Linked DNA regions of Homo sapiens: region 1 is linked to region 2. The links are chromatin contacts, found by Hi-C or POLR2A ChIA-PET in ENCODE. All regions are on one chromosome and are shown on one strand. Each heading gives the region's core, a stretch centred on a gene start or an enhancer-like site at or near the end of the contact. The rest is flanking DNA. Distances are from core to core; before and after follow the strand shown.

Region 1 (2,916 bases), core at 276-2,775, 600 kb before region 2:
ATGGCGCCTGTCCGTGAGAGGCTCTCCTCTAGCTGAAGAGAGAGTGACTTTAGTTCTGTGATGGCACAGACCTAGTACCATAGTGTCTGGATGACTCAGCTCCCGATGACGCTCGGCTTGAAGGGTCTGTTGAGGGAGGACCTCCAGATCACTTTGCATCTGGGAAATGGGTTAGTTACCCTATTTCCTCCCAGTGGGAAGAGGAGGGGCTGCACTCTGCCAGGTACCCTGGGCTTCATGTGGGAGCAACTGCTATCTCTTCCCCTGCTGACGACACAAAGGGCTGTGCTTCGCTTTGGACATGTCGCGCGCTCGTGTGTAACCAGCTGGCTGAGACCCACCATCGGGCCTGGAGGAAGAAAAGCGCAGGGTGCTGCAGGGGAGCAGTTGGCGTCTTTTCTCCACTCCACAGGCCAGGGTCGGAGGGCTCATGGTGGGTGATAGTGCAACCTGCCTCGGCATCTGAGGGATCGCACATGGGGCTCAGAGGCAATGCTCACTTCTCCTGGTTGTTGTTTTTTGTTTGTTTTGACACCCTTGCCTCATTTAAAACTTTTCAGGTGGGGCACGCTGGCTCATACCTGTAACCCCAGCACTTTGGGAGGACAAGGCTGGCAGATTGCTTGAGCTCAGGAGTTCGAGACCAGCCTGGGCAACATGGCAAAACCATATCCTACAAAAATACAAAAATTAGCTGTGGCACACTCCTGTGGTCCCAGCTACTCCCGGGAGGCGGAGGCTGCAGTAAGCCAAGATCACACCACTGTACTCCAGCCTGGGCGACAGGGAAACCCTGTCTCAGAACAACAACAACAAAACTTTTCAGCTCAGGCAGTTTTCTTTTCAACCCCTGCATTTTTTGTTTGTTTGTTTGTTTTTTGCGGAGGAAGGCAAGTATTGTTCCTGTACAAAACAGGCTGCCGGGTGCCGTATGGGAGCGCCGCCTCCAGGTGAGCCATCCTGGGTTCCAGTCCAGCCTCTATTCACTTCAGGTGGGTGTTTTACCTCTAAACCTCAGCATTGCCATCTGCACATAGAACCAGCCTTTCTGGTTTCCAGCTGAAAATAGGTTATGACTAGAAAAGTAAAGAATGTTGAATTGGGCCGGGCGCGGTGGCTCACGCCTGTAATCCCAGCACTTTGGGAGGCCAAGGCGGGCAGATCACCTTAGGTCAGAAGATCCAGACCATCCTAGCTAACACGGTGAAACCCCGTCTCTACTAAAAATACAAAAAATTAGCCGGGCCTGGTGGCGGGCGCCTGTGATCCCAGTTACTCAGGAGGCTGAGGCAGGAGAATGACGTGAACACGGGAGGTGGAGCTTGCAGTGAGCCGAGATCGCACCACCGCACTCCAGCCTGGGAGACAGAGCGAGACTCCGTCTCAAAAAAAAACAAAAAAAAATAGTGTAGAATTGCCTTTTGGAAGTACCCTCCCTTCCTTTTTACACAGACAGCCGGGGCTTGGTGAGGAAAGCTTGCCCAGGAACCCAAGGGAGCGAGAACAACAGACAAGCCAGGCAGCCCCGGCTACGATGGCTCTTACCGGGCACCTGAGCCTTCTTTAGACAGGGTCTCTATTTGCAGAGAATGAGCGGCCAATTACGAATGAATGTGCTTGCCTCTGCATGCATAGCCCCTCACAGTTTACACACACATTAGTCACTCTGCAGGCTGCACAGGCTTCTGTCGCTCCCAGATGTTCATCGCTCCTGGAAACGATTCGGTCTTTCCCAGCCCAGCGCCAGGCAGCTCCTCAGATCCCAAGGCACTTGGCTTCCCCTGGAGCACAGCGTTCTCTCCACGGGGATGGCTGGGCAGGAGAAAGGACTCTGAAGATGGGCCTGTCCCTGCCTCCAGCCCAGCTCTGCTTCCCCTCAGCAACCTTGGGCCTCCGTTGGGGCTGGGTGGGCTCAGCCTCCTCCTCTGCCTTAGAGCAGTGCCTTCCCACGTGGGGCGAGGTCCCCCCGGAGTTGTCATCTGTGATCAGGGCATTTTAAGCAGAAGCTGGAGCTCTCCCTTTGGTGGACTCTTGTCCGATGCTGGAGAAGGGCGACCTCTAGTGTTGGTTCATAGAAGCGGCATAGCGGCTTCTTCCTGCCTCTGAGCCCTGCTGGGACCTGTCTGCAGAGGAGAGGGTCCCGCAGCTAAACTGGCTGTGCCAGGAGAAAGGTGGGGAGGTCAGTACTGTCCTCGGCATGGGGAAAAGCATAGCAGGATGTGAGCAGGCAAACGCTGGGGTGGCATGCTCTGTGAGGGAGCCGACTGCATGGTGACTGACTTTCAGGGTCTCATCATCTTCATCAGCACCACCCCATTTTTTTGAGATGGACAATCACATTTGTTCCAGTCTTCAGTAAAGTGCCTTACAATTCCGGATTAAAGTCCCCCTGACCTTCCCTTCTAAACAGATTTGCCCAACCTAAGCCCCTCCTATAAAGAATTGAACAGCTGGTCGGGCGCGGTGGCTCAGGCCTGTAATCCCAGCACTTTGGGAGGCCAAGGCGGTGGATCATGAGGTCAGGCGTTCAAGACCAGCCTGGCCAACATGGTGAAATCCCATCTGTACTAAATATACAAAGATTAACTGGGTGTGGTAGCTCGCTCCTGTAGTCCCAGCTGCTCAGGAGGCTGAGGCACGAGAATCGCTTGAACCTGGGAGGCGGAGGCTGCAGTAAGCCGAGATCGTGCTATTGCACTCCAGCCTGGGAGAGAGAGTGAGGCTCTGAGCTGCGACTGGCCACAAGACACGATGTCCACAGTACTGAGGAGGCACAGGCTTTGGGAAATAAAGTGGGATAGGGCTGCATGATGGGAGAGGGCTCACCCATTCCCTTCCCACACCCACAAATACGTTCAGAACCTTTGTTGTTGTTTCCTGTGGCTTATCATCTATCTCTACTCTGTGTTATTCTGC
Region 2 (3,069 bases), core at 87-2,586:
ACTTCCAATCAGAGTGGTGGGGCCCTGAAATGACTTGCTCTTTGGGTCACTGTATGTAAAGCAATTTGCAGCTAGCGGCACTGGGCGGGTGACCCTGCCTGAGCCCAGTGAGGAGCAGGTCGTCTGCCTGCGGTGCTTCCAGGACCTGTTTGGAGACGACCACAATAAGAACGGGTTCAAAATGTTCGACTCCTCCAACTATCATGGCCAAGACCTGCTTTTCAAGGATGCCACCGTCCGGGCGGTGCCTGTCGGAGAGAAAACCACCTACCGCGGCTGGCTGGGGCTGGACTACGTGGCGGCGCTGGAAGGGATGTCGTCTCAGCAGTGCTCGGGCGCAGGTAGGACAGGCCCGCCCTGCCGCCTCCCCTGGTGCTATTCAGACCCCTTCACCCCAGAACCCTGAGGGAGCGGGGGGCGCTGCGGGTCCGGGGAGGCGGGTGGAGGCCCGTTCGCAGCAGTCCAGGTGGGGTGTCCCGGGAGGATTTTGGCCAGGAGGCTGCGGGCCGGGAGGGCGGGAGCCCGGCGGGTCTCCCAGACGGACCTGGGTAATGAGTGTGAACGCTCAAAACGGCGGCGCGGGGAGGATCTGGGGCCACGGCAGAGACATGCGTGTGCTGCCTTTCTGGAAAGAGCGCATCTGGAAGGGCAGCAGGGGAAAGGAGCACAAAGAGGGAGGCTGCGGCGAGTTCGGTCCCGAAAGATGCCCCCACCCCCACCCCAGAGCGGGCGCCTGAGGCGGCCACCGCGGCCCGGGCTTCGGGGCCTGACCCGCCGCGTTCGTCCCCAGCGGCCCCGGCGCCCGGGGCGCCCCTGCTCCCGCTGCTGCTGCCCGCCCTCGCCGCCCGCCTGCTCCCGCCCGCCCTCTGAGCCCGGCCGCCCCGCCCCAGAGCTCCGATGCCCGCCCGGGGAGTTTCCGCGGCGGCTTCGCGCTGGAATCCAGAAGGAAGCTCGCGAAGGCCGGGCCCGGCGTGGGCGGGAGCAGGCGCCTCCCCGGGAGCCCCGCCGCCCACGGGCGCCACCTGGCGCTGCTACCTGAGGCGCCGCCCCCGGGCCCGCGCGGCCCTTCCCGCCAACCGCCGCCTCCCGCCACCTGGAGCCGCGCGGGCCGCGCCGGAGGAGGCCGGTTGCCCAGGAAACCGCTGAGTCCGGGCTTCCCGCCGCCCGCCCCGCGGTGTCGCCCGAGGGGCCCGCCCGCCTCCTCCCCGCAGCCCCGCGCCCCCGTCCGCGAGGCCCCCTGGGGACGCGGTGGCCGCCGAGGCGCCTACACCCGCAGGCCGCGGCCAGGCCGTCCCAGGAGGCCCCGGCGCCAACGGGACCCGGCGCGTGGGACAGCGGCCTCTGCTGGCGGCGGCGGGAGGGAGGCCGGACCGGGGCGACGGGGAGAAGCCTTCGCCCGCGGGACCGTGTCCGGGGTGGGGGCTCCAGTTCCTCCGACCGCCCGTGCGCTGGGAGGGAGGCCGAGCCCGGGGAACGCCGCGTGCCCTGCCTCGTCCCCCACTGTGGCCGCGCCAGCTCCATCCCGGGCCAGCCGCGTCCACGGGCCCCCTCCCGAGTCTCCTCAGGCTCTCGCCTCCCCTACCCCCGTGGGATGCCCACCGCCCGCACCCACGCCCGAGCCTGGCGGCAGCAGCCGCCCCCCGCCTGAAGGGAGCCGGAGGTGACCCAGGCCGCGGGCTCCCGAGGCCCCTGAAGGGCTGCGCGTGGGGACCCGCCATGCTTCTGGGTTCCGAACGGGGGTGAGCTCCGTCTCCTCACCCGGCCCCGCACCCGCTGGGCCTGGGGACCCCTCACTCCCCGTGCCCGCCCCTCCGCGAGGCAGCAGAAAGCGCCCGGCCGGGGCCTCTCTCTACTCCATCTTGCCACAGTTGTCTGAGAAGCCAGAAAAAGTTTCCAGAACTGGCAGCCCTTAAAAAAAATGAAGAGGAAGAGAAGAAATGGGAGCAGGCAGCCCTCGTCAGCAGACCGGGAGCCGCGTGGGCGCGGAGCCATTTGCATTCCGGTCTGCGGGGGCTCGGGGATGCTGGTGACAGGCCCGGTTCCCGGTGGCTCGCCCCCACCTGCGGGCGTCGGGAAGGATCCCTTCCATCTCTCAGCCGCAGAGGAGGCCCTGGCAGCGCCCCGGCTGTAGCCATGCAACCCCGAGGAGTCCCGGGCACCTTCACCCCACCGGGAGGGGCCACAAGGACCTGGGCCTCGGCCACCAAGCTTTGTCCCCTCTCGCTGTGGGGGGCTAGTGATTCTCCTCCGACCTGACGATTGCTTGGTTTTTTCAAAAGGGAGTTTTGTGCGGTGAGAAGTGTGTTTCTGTGTGGCTAACTCTGGGCTAGCGTGCCGTGGCCATTGAAGGTGTGGCCTGCGTGGGTGCAGTGTAAGTGACGCTGGATTGTCAGGTGGCAGCAGGGGACCCCTGCTGTGTCAGTGCTAATGAAACATGTTGGTTGGTTTCTAAAATAAAGCCAAACAAGCCAGCACATGCAGAGGCTTGGACCCTGATAGAAACTTCTGCTGCCGATTTCTTTCGTTTTGTTAGGCACTCAAAGGCCTACCTGCTCCACCGAGAAGGGCAGATTCCATTCTCCAAGAGCCAGTCAGGGACCACTCTCATCCTCTAGTCAGTGAGGCCCCCCGCGCCCTTCTTCGACCTGGACTGGTTCTCTGGCTCTTGCAGGGCCTCCGCTGCCCTGGCACATTCCAGCTGCCTCCACCCCATCAGGCTCTGGGGTGTCTGCCCTTCTGTGGATGGGTGCAGAGAAGGGTGCAAACTTCTCTGCTGCCCCCTGCCCCACACCTCCAAAATAAGCGGCCCACATCTTTTCTCTGGCAAGCTCGCTGCTAACTCACTGGAGGGGGGCGTGGGGAGCGGATCTCCCAGAGACCCTACAGTGGGTGCTCTGTGGTATCTACTGAGGTGGGGGTGGGCCCGGCTGGTCTTCATCAGTGCTCTGCTCTCCCTCTGGAAGGGGAGGTTTTCTCTGCTTCCCTCTCTCATGGCTTCACTTGGCCCCCACACCACCACCCCTCGCCGCTGTGGCCATCTCCCAGAGCCAGGTCTTGCCCACCACTGCA

The links. A loop is a pair of places that touch in the nucleus more often than their neighbours do. ChIA-PET counts read pairs that join two places held with the same protein, here RNA polymerase II (POLR2A). Pooled maps may share reads with other maps.
Region 1: a pooled map shows a loop between it and region 2 (2.6-fold over the local background). The contact joins the enhancer-like site here to the promoter of MELTF-AS1 in region 2. A Hi-C loop is called at or near these places in 3 of 50 pooled maps. POLR2A ChIA-PET finds 5 or more read pairs at or near these places in 3 of 52 experiments (Caco-2, PC-9 and Panc1).

The regions. Positions count from the first base shown.
Region 1 is chr3:197,598,348-197,601,263 of GRCh38, reverse strand. No RefSeq gene overlaps it. Among named protein-coding and RNA genes, the nearest start is that of BDH1, 44 kb to the right of the region's middle. Within about 2 kb of position 1,525, at least 5 of the 41 ENCODE cell types and tissues checked have a DNase peak (open chromatin) inside an H3K27ac peak, as active enhancers do.
Region 2 is chr3:197,001,173-197,004,241 of GRCh38, reverse strand. It overlaps MELTF-AS1 (MELTF antisense RNA 1), which reads right to left and starts at 1,336. Exons shown (of 4, transcript NR_038285.1): 1 at 1,269-1,336; 2 at 272-640; 3 at 1-145. It overlaps MELTF (melanotransferrin), which reads left to right. Exons shown (of 16, transcript NM_005929.6): 15 at 143-341; 16 at 791-2,502. The coding sequence ends at 870. RefSeq lists silencers at 378-777, 818-1,607, 1,758-1,837.